Linked DNA regions of Homo sapiens: region 1 is linked to region 2. A link is a contact called in ENCODE Hi-C data. All regions are on one chromosome and are shown on one strand. Each heading gives the region's core, a stretch centred on a gene start or an enhancer-like site at or near the end of the contact. The rest is flanking DNA. Distances are from core to core; before and after follow the strand shown. Region 1 holds the start of RSL1D1 (ribosomal L1 domain containing 1). Region 2 holds the start of RMI2 (RecQ mediated genome instability 2).

Evidence for each region. Hi-C counts contacts between places; a loop is a spot of excess contacts on that map. Pooled maps may share reads with other maps.
Region 1: a loop to region 2 is called in a pooled map, with 19 times the contacts of the local background. The contact joins the promoter of RSL1D1 here to the promoter of RMI2 in region 2. A Hi-C loop is called at or near these places in 9 of 50 pooled maps.

What each region holds. Positions count from the first base shown.
Region 1 is chr16:11,849,995-11,856,818 of GRCh38, reverse strand. It overlaps RSL1D1 (ribosomal L1 domain containing 1), which reads left to right and starts at 5,277. Exons shown (of 9, transcript NM_015659.3): 1 at 5,277-5,411; 2 at 6,401-6,540. The coding sequence starts at 5,307. RefSeq lists enhancers at 4,075-4,608, 4,609-5,143, 4,916-6,115 and a silencer at 5,161-5,347.
Region 2 is chr16:11,342,687-11,348,973 of GRCh38, reverse strand. It overlaps RMI2 (RecQ mediated genome instability 2), which reads right to left and starts at 3,515. Exons shown (of 2, transcript NM_152308.3): 1 at 3,208-3,515. The coding sequence starts at 3,502. The region is part of intron 1 of LOC105371082 (a long non-coding RNA gene); the gene reads right to left. It overlaps LOC105371083 (a long non-coding RNA gene), which reads left to right and starts at 3,762. Exons shown (of 2, transcript NR_135174.1): 1 at 3,762-3,861. RefSeq lists silencers at 3,187-3,266, 3,287-3,446.

The DNA.
Region 1 (6,824 bases), core at 4,028-6,527, 510 kb before region 2:
GAAGACAAGTTAAGAGGTTGTTGCAGTAATCTAAGCAAAAAACAAAAAACAAATACATGATAATGTCCTCTACCACAACGTGGCAGGAATAAAAAGAATTGGATACATGCAAGAGACATTTAAAAAGAATAAACAAGGGCTCGGTGCAGTGGCTCATGCCTGTAATCCCAGCACTTTGGAGGGCAGAGGCAGGAGAATCACTTGAGGTCAGGAGTTCAAGACCAGCCTGGCCAACACGGTGAAACCCCATCACTACTAAAAATACAAAAATTAGCGGAGCATGGTGGCACACGCTTGTAATCCCAGTTACTTGGGAGGCTGAGGCAGGAGAATTGCTTGAACCCATGAGGTGGAGGCTGCAGTGAGATGAGATTGCGCCAGTGCACTCCAGCCTGGGCTACAGAGTGAGACTCCATCTCAAAAAAAAAAAAAAAAGGAACAAGCAAGACTTTGTTATTGACTATGTTTGGGGGATGAGAAGGAAAGAGTTAAGAATAACTCTCATATTTGGCTTGGTGGTACCAATGATGGAAACAGAAAACACAAGAGGGGCCGGGAGCGGTGGTTCATGCCTGTAATCCCAGCACTTTGGGAGCCGGAGGTGGGTGGATCACTTGAGGTCAGGGGCTCGAGCCCAGCCTGGCCAACATGGTGAAACCCCGTCTCTACTAAAAATACAAAAATTTGCCAGGCACCGTGGCGCGTGCCTGTAATCCCAGCTACTCGGGAGGTTGAGGCATGAGAATCGCTTGAACCTGGGAGGGAGGGGTTGCAGTGAGCCGAGACTGTGCCACTGCACTACACTCCAGCCTGAGCGACAGAGCAAGACTCCATCTCAAAAAAAAAAAAAAAAAAAAAAAAAAAAAAAAAAACACACACACACACAAGAAGAGAAGCAGGTTTGAGAAGATGATGATTCACGACGGGACTTGCCGAGGATAAGGTCCTAATAGGACTTTTCCAAGACAGGTGAATATGTCTATGAGTCTGAAGACAGGAGGTATACTAATCTGTACTAGTTATCTACTGATGGATAACAAATTACCCCAATTTAGTGCCTTAAAAGAACACACATTTATGATATTACAGTTTTTATGGGTCAGGAATCTGGGAGCAACCTAGCTGAGTGGTTCTGGCTCAGGGCCTCTTGAGTTTGCAATCATCTCAAGGTTGGACCCGGGGAGGATCCACTTCCAACCTCACTTGTGTGGCTGCCCAAGTGTCCTCACAACATGGCAGCTGGCTTCCCTCTCTCCAGGGCTGCCTTACAAGTAATGAGGGAGGGAGTAAATGAGAGAGGGAAACAGGGAGAGAAAGAACATCAAAGATGAAACTACGGTCTTTTTTTTTTTTTGAGACGGAGTCTCGCTCTGTCACCCAGCTGGAGTACTGTGGTGAGATCTCGGCTCACTGCAAGCTCTGCCTCCCCCGTTCACGCCATTCTCCTGCCTCGGTCTCCCGAGTAGCTGGGACTACAGGTGCCCGCCACCAAGCCCGGCTAATTTCTTTTTGTATTTTTAGTAGAGACAGGGTTTCACCATGTTAGCCAGGATGATCTCGATCTCCTAACCTTGTGATCCGCCCGCCTTGGCCTCCCAAAGTGCTGGGATTACAGGCATGAACCACCTTCCCCGGGCCATGAAACTACAGTCGTTTTATAACCTAATCTCAGAAGTGATATAGCATCACTTCTGCCATATTGTTTCATAGAAGCAAGCCACTAAGTTCAGTGTATACTCAAGGGGAGGGAAACGAAGCCTCATTAGTTGAGGGGAGAGGTATCAAAGAATCCATAGATAGGACACATCTTTAAAACCACAATATCACAACCAGATTATTAACTTACCTAACGCATAAATCATCACTACCTTTTCTTCTCTACTGCCAGTTCAAAAACCTTTTATCTTTACAATTTCTCCAAAGTGAGTATAAACCCTCAGCTTGATAATGAATTCATTCCTTTACCTACTTTCCAAACTGCATCTCCCATTCCTCCCCTCTGCACATTCCTGCTCTAGCTATGTACTGCTTCCAAACACTTCCATACACTTTCACCAGCATTCATGCTGTGTCCTTGGCCTACAAGTATGGTTCTCAAACTTAAGTTCAGGTGAAAGAACATCTGATAGCCTCCATATTCTCAAGAATACTACAAAACATGGATCAACAAAGCCCAGTGTAACAATTCATTAAGCTGTGCTAAAAGGAAACCACTCTTACTAATAGATTCTAGAATACACAAAGGGAAGCAGGTGCCAATGATTTCAGAACATTTCTTCTACAACTTGATTAAACACAAGGCTATTACTAGAGATTAGCAGAACATCCTTTCATGGAAGGAACACCTTTTGAAAGCAATTGAAGGAAAGCCTATTACTCTCATTCCTCCATCTCTCAAAACTTTATATAACTAGTTGCAAAAAGTCTGAAACCAACCTGAAGGCGCCTAAAAAAGTTCCTAAATAAACTGTAGTGTTGTTGCATGGTGGAACACCACAGAGCCGTTTAAAAAGATGAGGCAGAGCTTTGTGTACTGACTTGGAACAATCTCCAAGGTATATTAAGAAGAAAAAGCAAGGTGCGGAACAATGGGTATACTAGGCTACTATATGTCTTTTTCTAAAAAGTAAAAGTTTGACCAGGTCCAGTGGTTTATGCATATTACCCCAGCACTTTGGGAGGCTGAGGTGGGAGGATCCCTTGAGGCCAGGAGTTCGAGACCAACCTGGGCAACATGGTGAGACCCCTCCCTGTCCTCATCTCTACAAAAAAATTGTAAAAGTTAGCAGGACGTGGTGACCTGAACCTTTAGTCCTACCTACTCGGGAAGCTGAAGCCGGAGGATCTGTTGAACCCAGCAGTTCCAAACTGCAGTAAGCTATAGTCATGACACTACACTCCAACCTGAGTGACAGAGCCAGACTCCGTTTCTTAAAAAAAAAAAAAAAAAAAAAAAAAAAAAAGGCTGGGCACAGTGGCTCACACATGTAATCCCAGCATTTTGGGAGGCCAAGGTGGATCACCTGAGGTCAGGAGTTCCAGACCAGCCTGGCCAACATGGACAAACCCCGTCTCTACTAAAAATACAAAATTAACGCCGGGCGCGGTGGCTCAGGCCTGTAATCCCAGCACTTTGGGAGTCCGAGGCGGGCGCATCACGAGGGCAGAGGTCAGATCGAGACCATCCTGGCTAACACGGTGAAACCTTGTCTCTACTAAAAATACAAAAAAAAAAAATTAGCCGGGCGTGGTGGCGGGCGCCTGTAGTCCCAGCTACTCGGGAGGCTGAGGCAGGAGAATGGCGTGAACCCAGGAGGCGAAGCTTGCAGTGAGCCAAGATCGCGCCACTGCACTCCAGCCTGGGCGACAGAGCAAGACTCCGTCTCAAAAAAAAAAAAAAAAAAAATTAGCCAGGCATGGTGGTGCATACCCGTAATCTCAGCTACTGGGGAGGCTGAGGCAGGAGAATAGCTTGAGCTCAGGAGGCGGAGGTTGCGGTGGGCTGAGATCTCGCCATTGCACTCCAGCCTGGGCAACAAGAGCGAAACTCTGTCTCAAAAAAAAAAAAAAAAGTAGCCGGGCATGGTGGCGTCCGCCTGTAGTTTCAGCTACTCGGGAGGCTGAGACAGGAGAACTGCTTGAACCCGAAAGGGAGAGACTGCAGTGAGACAAGATCACTGCACTCCAGCCTGGGCGTCAGGGCAAGACTCCCTCTTTAAAAAAAAATTGGCCGTGGTGGTTCACGCCTATAATCCTAGCACTTTGGGAGGCCGAGGCAGGTGGATCATGAAGTCCAGGAGTTCAAGACCAGCCTGGCCAGGATGGTGAAACCCCATCTTTACTAAAAATACAAAAATTAGCCGGGCGTTGTGGCGCGTGCCTGTAATCCTAGTTACTCGGGAGGCTGAGGCAGAGAACTGCTTGAACCCGGGAAGCGAAGGATACAGTGAGCCCAGATCGTGCCACTGCACTCCAGCCTGTGCGACAGAGCGAGACTCCATTACAAAAAAAAAAAAAAAAAAAAGGAAAAAAATTAATTAAACCCATCCAACAAGAGAAAGGAGAAGTATCTCCTAAACATGCCTAGAACATCTCTGGAAGGTTCCAGGAGACACTGGTAAGGGTACCTCTGGGGAGGCGGGTGGAGTGGGAGGAAGACATTACAAAGCAAACCTGTCCTACCCAAGGGCCGCGTGCGGCCCTGGAGGCCAGGCTTTGAATACAGCCCAACACGAATTCGTAAACTTCCTTAAAGCATTACGAGATTTTTTTTAGATTTTTTTTTTAAAGCTCGTCGGCTATCATTAGTATTAGTTTTATATATGGGCCCAGGCAATTCTTCTTCCAGTGTGGCCCACGGAAGCCAAAAGATTGGACTCCCCTGTTCTAAGGTATTCCATTTGTCAGTTATCCAGCCTCCACTCCTAACCTGTTTGTTTAGCGACAAGGTCTCACTCTACTGCCTACGCTGGAGTGCAGTGGCGCGGATCAGAACTCACCGAGCCTCGAATTCCTCAAGATCCTCCATCCTCCGCCTCCCAAGTAGCCGGGACTACAGGCGCGCACCACCACGCCGGCTAATGTTTATAATTTTTGGAGAGACGGAGTCTCGTATATGCACGGACTGGTCTCCAACTCCTGGAATCCCTCCGCCTCGGCCTCCCAGAGCGCTGGGATTCCAGACGCCAGCCACGCGCACGACCAGCCACGCTTATTTGTACAGGATCTTACCTCCCGCCTCTCTGCGAGACCAGAAGCTCCTAAGAGACTGGCCCAGACTCATCTTTCGGTCCCTCATGCTGCTTAACGTGGCAGGTCGGGTGGCTCCGGGTGGCTCCCGTGCCTTATATTTCAGGGACTCCTCACCAGCCTGGGGTTGGCGTCGCCTAAAGTCAACGGGCAGGTGGGCAGTGGAGCCAGGATTCCGCGCTCTGCCCATGCCACGCGCGGCCTTCCCGGAGGCGGGGACCGTGGAGTGTGGAGGACCCCACTGGGCCTCCTGACGGGACTCTTCTCTCGCCTCAAGGCGCTTTCTTGATTTCTATCTAGTAAGAGTGAGAGGACACCCAAGCTACTCCCCACAGCTCATGGAAAGCTGGAGAAAAGCGGAAGAGCAGGTGCCTCCTCAAAGAAGGGATTCTGACAGCAGCCACTGCCCCGGAGAGCGAAACCCCACGCTCTCCCGGAAATGACGCACAGAGGCTCGGTTCCCGCCCCCTCGCTTCCGGGGCCGGGCTTGCTCGCGCGTGCGCACCAGAAGCCAGCAGTGGGGTTGCACACGCGCCTCTTCACGAGGTGGAAACAAGATGGAGGATTCGGCCTCGGCCTCGCTGTCTTCTGCAGCCGCTACTGGAACCTCCACCTCGACTCCAGCGGCCCCGACAGCACGGAAGCAGCTGGATAAAGAACAGGTGAGTGGTTCCTGGGGAGGGTGGCTTGGAAGCAGTGTGGCGGTTACCTCGTGAGGCGCAGGGTGCCGGAACCCGAGTGCGTGCTCGGCGGACTTCCCCGGGGCTGTGGGACGGTCGCTGGCGGGCCGTGTGCCTCAGCTGTCTCTCCCCTTTACACACGTGGGTGGGCGCCTGCTTTCCCTGGTCCTGCGGCCTGGCGCTAGTGAATTGGGTTGCAAGTGTGCTGTGGAGCTAGATGAGATAGACCTGGCGACCTGGCTTAGCTTCCCTATCATTAGCGCTTGACCGAATCGCTTAGTTTTGCAGGTCTGTTACCCGTTATTTAAAGTGGGCCCTTCGGCTCCCCGTTATCCAGGATCGGGAGAGGTAATGAGTGTAAAGCGCTTTGGCCTGGTACATGGTAAGAAGGTGCTCAGTAGGCCGGGCGCGGTGGCTCACGCCTGTAATCCCAGCACTTTTGGAGGCCGAGGCGGGTGGATCACCTGAGGTCAGGAGTTCGATACCAGCCTGGCCAACATGGTGAAACCCCGTCTCTACTAAAAATACAAAAATTAGGTGGGCGTGGTGGCGGGCGCCTGTAATCTCAGCTACTCGGGAAGCTGAGGCAGGAGAATTGCCAGGAGTTCTCAGTAAATGCTAAATGCATTTTGCTTTGCGTTTTTCCTGGGATTACTGCTTTCATCATTGAGGGCAGGAGGGGCACGTTTCCCTCTAGCCCAATCTCTTTAAGTAGAAGAGGTGCCCTTCTGCACACAGTACTGGAAGTGGGTACTTAGGCATGTTTGATGGATTCTTAGATTTCTGTGAATATAAACTGCAGGATCCTAATAGATACGGTTATGGAGGTTACCCCTTGAAATAGAAGTTGGAAGGGAAAAAATAGAAGGTGTGGGAGGGGGCAAATGCTAAATTAGATTGAGAACATTTCATTTATTTGTGTAAGTTATTGTGAAAACATTTCACTTATTTGTCTAATTTCCACTTTGCAGGTTAGAAAGGCAGTGGACGCTCTCTTGACGCATTGCAAGTCCAGGAAAAACAATTATGGGTTGCTTTTGAATGAGAATGAAAGTTTATTTTTAATGGTGGTATTATGGAAAATTCCAAGTAAAGAACTGAGGGTCAGATTGTAAGTTGTGATTTTCTACCTTTGCTGTTTTTATCTGTGTGTTTATTCTTTGTAACTCGAACAATTGCATCATGGTTACTAATGGAAACTTTGCAAACTTATAATAAAAATCTGACGTGAAGTAAAACAACTATGTCCAAAAGAACCATAGAGGCTTGATGTGGTGGCTCACACCTGTAATCCCAGCACTTTGGGAGGCCGAGGTGGACGGATCACCTGAGGTCGGGAGTTCAAAACCAGCCTGGCCAACATGGTAAAACCCTGTCTCTCCAAAAATACAAAAA
Region 2 (6,287 bases), core at 2,266-4,765:
GGCAGGTCCTTCCAGACAGCCAATGAGGCTCATCAGGATAGAGCCCTCCTACCTTCCACCACTGCCCCAGGCTCCCCAAAGGCACGCGGCTCTATCCCCTTCAAGCCTTTGCACAGGCTGCTCCATGGAGCTGCACAATCTCCTGCCACTGCACACAGACAGAGGGTGCCCAAGTGTCCCAGTTTTAACACTGAAAGTCCCACGTCCCAGGACCCTCTCAGTCCCAGGCAACCCAGGAGGGTTGGTCCTTACAGATAACTCCAATGCATCCTTCAGGGCTGCCTCTTCCAGGAAGCCTTCCCTGAGCCCTCAAACCTAGATCAGCTGTCCCTCCTCTGCGCCACCTCACTCTTGCCTGCAATGTTACTTTGTGTTTTAGTGGCCCGCTTACCTCCCTGCCTCCCTGATGGCAGTGACTCAATTTTGTCAAGCTGGACTCAGTATTAATTAACAAGAAGAAATGACATGGCCCCTGCCAGCTGGCATTCAGGCCAGTGGGTATGTCAGACAGGTTCACCAATGCCCATGGGTTCAAACACTTATTTACTAGATGCCAGGCTTATGCCAGGGCTGAGACCAGATAGGAGACTGCCCCAGCCTGCCTGCAAGGTGCTTTGCCTGCAAACCAACACACCAAGCAGCATGGGTTACTTGCTGGGCCAAGGCTAAGGCCAAGGGTTGGCAAACTTTTTCTGTAAAGGGCGAGACAAATATTTTGGGCTTTTCCCGCCATAGGGTCTCTGTCCCAGATAAAATTCTAGCTGGGGTGGGACAGCGGCCCGAGACATTCTGTAAATTACCAATGTATTCCAATAAAACTTAACTTATGAACACTGATGCTTGAATTTCATATACTTTTCACATATCACGATTTTCTTTTCAACCATTTAAAAATGTGAAATCCTGCCAGGTGCAATGACTCACACCTGCAGTCCCAGCACTTTGGGAGGCCAAGGTGGCCAGGAGCTCCAGACCAACCAGTCTAGCCAACATGTTGAAACCCCATCTCTACTAGAACTACAAAAATTAGCCGGGTGTGGTGGTGCACACCTGTAATCCCAGCTACTCGGGAGGCTGAGGCATGAGAATCGCTTGAACCCAGGAGGTGGAGGTTGCAGCAAGCCATGACTGCGTCACTGTACTCCAGCCTGAGAGACAGAGCGAGATTCTGTCTCAAAAATAATAATAGTAATACATAAAAATTTTAAAAGCATTTTTAGTTCGCAGGACACATGAAAAGAGGAGGCCTGTAGTTTGCTGACCCTGTCCTAGACCAACGCTGCGGCTGAGGGCAGGCAGACAGAGGGAAGGCTGATGGGTAAGGCAGTGGGAAGACGGAACAGGAGCATGTGGCAGTAAACGAGTCCTGATATTTTGCATCCTCACTGTGAGCCAGGTGCAGTACTAAGGCAGTTGTTTACTTATTGAATCCACACAACACGCAGGAATGATTAGCTCCTTTTTACAAAATAGTACAAGTCCAGAAAAGTTAACAAGAGTGCTCCAGGCAGCTCAGTTGGGAAGGGGTGGAACCAGAAATTCGACCTAAGCCTTTCCGAGTCCACAGCAGCTCAGGCCAGACCACAGCCCTATCTGCCTCTAGTTAGACTCCAAGACTGAGCAGGAAGGGCCCTTAGGAATGAAGTGATCTTGGCCTGATTTCCCAGGAGAGGGAGCTGAGGTGAGGGAAGGCCCATGGAGCCTCAGAGCTCCTCAGCTTAGACCTCACATCCTCTAGAAGCCTCCCCGGGCCACTCAGCACCTTGCACATCCTCATGGCTCCCCAAAGATCAGCGATCCTCTGCGACACTTGCTCACTGCCTGTCTCCCAGCAGACTCTATCTAGGTCTCGGCTGCAGCCCAACACTGCACATGAGGGGCTGATGTACAACACGTGCTCAACTGACATCCCAGGGAACAAGTGAGATGGATGCCCATTGCCTATCACTCAAGACTATTGGTTCTTGGAGCACTTATGTGTCAGGAACTGGGCCAGATGCTGAGGATACAGTTGTCAGGACCACACAGCTCTGGCCCTCCAGTAGCTTGGGCTGGCCCAGTGGTTCTCAAAGTATGGCCCCCAAACCAGGCGTGGTGGTACAGGCCTGTAGTCCCAGCTACCCAAGGAGGCTGACGCAGGAGGATTGCTTGAGCTCAGGGCCAGCCTGGGCAACACGGTGAGTCCCCTATCTCAAATAAATAAAACATTTAAAAAGTCGAAAGTATGGTCCCCAGACCAGCAGCATCAGCATCACCTGGGAGCTGGTTAGAAATGCAAATTTCCAGCCCCACCTGGACCTCCTGACTCACAAACCCTGAGGGTGGAGCCCCAGCCATCCCAGCTTTACCAAGCCCTCCAGGAGAGACTGATGCTGGCTCAAGTTTGAGCATCAGTGGTTTAAGAGAGGAAGCAGGCAGGGCGCAGCGGCTCATGTCTGTAATCCCAGCACTTTGGGAGGCCGAGATGAGCAGATCACTTGAGGCCAGGAGTTCGAGACCAGCCTGGCCAACATGGCAAAACCCAGTCTCTGCTAAAAAATACAAAAATTAGCCGGGTGTGGTGGCACATGCCTGTAATCCCAGCTACTCGGGAGGCTGAAGCATGAGAATCGCTTGAATTCGGGAGGTGGAGGCTGCAGTAAGCTGAGGTCGCGCCACTGCACCCCATCCTGGGCGACAGAGTGAGACTCCGTCTCAAAAAAAAAAAAAAAAAAAAAAGAGAGGAGGCAAACATGAGTGAGCTACAGCCCAAGACAGTTCAATTAAGGAGAAGTACAGGAGGGTCTCCCGTTCCTAGGGGCTAGGGAGGACTTCCCTGAGAAAGGCACATTTGAGCTGAGACGTTAAGGATGAGCAGAAGTTTCCCAGGACAGTATTTCCCAAAACAAGGATATCAACTGGGAGAGGGGGCTTGTGACAAACGAAGGTGCCGGAGTCCCTCCCCAGAAGATTCCCACTAGGGGTGGGAGAGTCCCAGGAATCTGTATTTGTAAAAGGGACGGCAGGTGATGCTTATCATCAGATCAACTTCACCAAGGAGGGACCGGAGCAAGGGTACCCAAGCGGGGACCCGCAGGGGCAGAGGCCCGGAGGAGGGCCAGACCCGCCCCGCCCCCGTTCGAGTGTCAACAACAAGATCGAATCTGGCCTCGGCAACTTCTCGGCGGGCAGCAGGGAAGAGGGCGCCCGGTAAGGCCCGGGCATTACCTGGGACTAGACAGGGCCGCCCGCGCGGCACCCGCTCCAGGCCGCGGACCGAGAAGTCCCCGCTCGGGTCCCTCAGCCGAGCCTCGCCGCGGTCCGCCATCACTACCCTGCCCTGCATCCACACGGCCGCCAGGTCCAGCGGCCCGCGGCCCGCCGCCGCCCGTGACAGCCGCCACGCGCCCGGGCCGCCCTCCGCGTCGCGCCGCAGCTGCTCCGCCAGCACCTTGAGTGGCGGCGACCTCGGAAGCCGCACCCCCGCGGGGCCGCCTGAGAACGAGTCCGCAGCCGCCGCCATTCCGCCTCGCCGCACCCTTCCGCCCCGCCTCCGCTTTCCCGCCAACTTTGAGAAGCAGCGGGGCCCGGCCCTCAGCCACCAATCAGGAGCGCGCTGGCAGAGCCGGCCAATGGTCGACGTCAGAAGGCGGGACCGCCGGGCGAAGAGGCCCTCTCTAGCAGCCAGGAGTGCGCATGCGTAGATAAAAGTAAATAAACGCCCTCAAGTTAGGAATGAACGGAGGAAATGGGTTAAACGAGAATAAATAATTGAAGGCAGAGAGGTAAAGAACTTCCTCTTTCAACGCATCTCAAAATTTGGCGTGGATGCAGATCACCTACAGAGTATGATTATTCATCTTTACATTGCCTTGTTTTGAGGTTAGTAAATACTGAAACGAATTAAGAGTCCGTGTTTATTGGGAGTGAGCAAGAATCCAGTCAGGAGATAAGGCTGGGGAGGGAGACGGGGAGAGCTGGCAAACTTGCCTTTTCTTTTATTATTATTTTCAGTTATATTTTAATAGCATCAAATAATTTTAAGGTTAATAAAATATATTGCTATTTTTCAGACAAGAAATGCACATTTATTGTAAAAAAAATAGGGGAAAAATGTAGAACAAGAAAATAATTGTAAAAGCCGCTTATAGATACCCACTGTTAATTTTGGGGTATATTAGCCTTTAGGCTTTAAAATATGTGTGTGTATTTTTTTTGAGACAGGGTCTCACTCTGTTGCCCAGGATGGAGTGCAGTGGCACAGTGACGGCTCACTACAACGTTCACCTCCCGGGCATAGGTGATTCTCCTACCTCAGCCTCCCAAGTATCTCGGACTACAGGCGTGCACCACCACGTCCAGCTAATTTTTGTATTTTTTGTAGAGACAGGGTCTTACCATGTTGCCCAAGGTGGTCTGGAACTCCTGGGATCACGCAATCCTGCCTCCTTGGCCTCCCAAAGTGCTGGGATTACAGGCGTGAGCCACCATGCCTGGCCTATTACTGATATACAAATAGTGTTTTGTATATTGTTTTCACTTAATAATGAACATCTTTCTGTATCAGCAAATATCCATCTGCTTCCTCTTGAATGACTGCATAATACTCGATTTGTCTTATCACATATTAAACCAATATCCTACAGTTGGACATTAAGGCTATTTCCAATTTTTCACTTTATAAATATATCCACTGTGGACCTACTTAAAAGATAAATCTTTTTTATTTATTTATTTATTTATTTTTTTGAGACGGAGTCTCACTCTGTCACCCAGGCTGGAGTGCAGTGGCGCCATCTGGGCTCACTACAAGCTCCGCCTCCCAGGTTCCCGCCATTCTCCTGCCTCAGCCTCCCGAGTAGCTGAGACTACAGGTGCCTGCCACCACGCCCAGCTAATTTTTTGTACTTTGTTTTAGTAGAGACGAGGTTTCACCGTGTTAGCCAGGATGGTCTCGATCTCCTGACCTCGTGATCCACCCGTAAAAGCTAAATCTTTTTGTGCATCCTTCAAATAAAATTCCCAGGAATCTCTCCCTAAAAATTGGATGTCCCCAGTCAGCAAAGTCCACAGATCCTAAATCAGGCAATCCTTAAAGTCAAGGTCAGTTCTTAAGAGAAACTTTGAGTTCCCAGGGCCTCCTGCAGTACCAGGCATTCAGAGAGTATTCAGCAAGAGCTTGATTTTTTTTTTTTTTTTTTTTTGAGACGGAGTCTCGCTGTGTCACCCAGGCAGGAGTGCAGTTGTGCCATCTCAGCTCACTGCAACCTCCGCCTCCCAGGTTCAAGTGATTCTCCTGCCTCAGCCTCCTGAGTAGCTGGGACTACAGGTACACGCCACCCGCCTGGCTAATTTTTGTATTTTTTAGTAGAGACGGGGTTTCGTCATACTGGCCAGGCTAGTCTCAAACTCCTGACCTCGTGATCTGCCCGCTCAGCCTCCCAAAGTGCTGGGATTACAGGCGTCAGCCACCGCACCCGGCCAAGAGCTTCATTTTTATAAAATTGAGCCAGGTCCTATTGTAAGAACTTTGTAGGAAGTATCCCATGTACCCCCACAGACCCTGAAAAGACTGTTCCACACAGGTGAGGAAACTGAGGCTTAAGGAAGCTAGAGGGCTGGCCCATAGACTCTCAGTAGCCTCTATGAGGTTTTGGCCTCTACACCTAATATGGTTTGGCTGTGTCCCCACCCAAATCTCATGTTGAATTGTACTTCCCATAATCCCCACATATCGTGGGAAGGACCCCGTGGTAGGTAATTGAATCATGGGGGCGGATACTCCCATGCTGTTCTCGTGATAGTGAGTGAGTTCTCACAAGATCTGATGGTTTTATAAGGTGCTTTTCCCCCTTTGCTCGGCACTACTTCTTCCTGCTGCCACATAAAGAAGGACGTTTGCTTCCCTTTCTGCCATGATTGTAAGTTTCCTGAGGCCTCCCAGCCCTGCGGAACTGGAGTTAATTAAACCTCTTTCCTTTATAAATTACCCAGTCTTGGACAGTTCTTTATAGCAGTGTGAGAACAGACTAATACAACACCTCAACCCTGACCTATGAAGTAACCAGGCTCCTAGGCTGAGAAAGGAGCAGGAACATTAACCAAGAGAGAATCCAACCCGTTCATGCCTGGTGGGTCCTCACTGACCTTCCCCCGAGGTACCTTAAGGACAGAGAAGTGACGGAGAAGGGAGTTAGCGTGAAGGGAGAAGCCCCCAGGCTTCTTGTATGAGCCTGGGAATCCCCCATCATTCCCTTGGCCTCCAGATTCCCTGCACCTGCTCCCACAAGCCCAACACCATGTTGCTG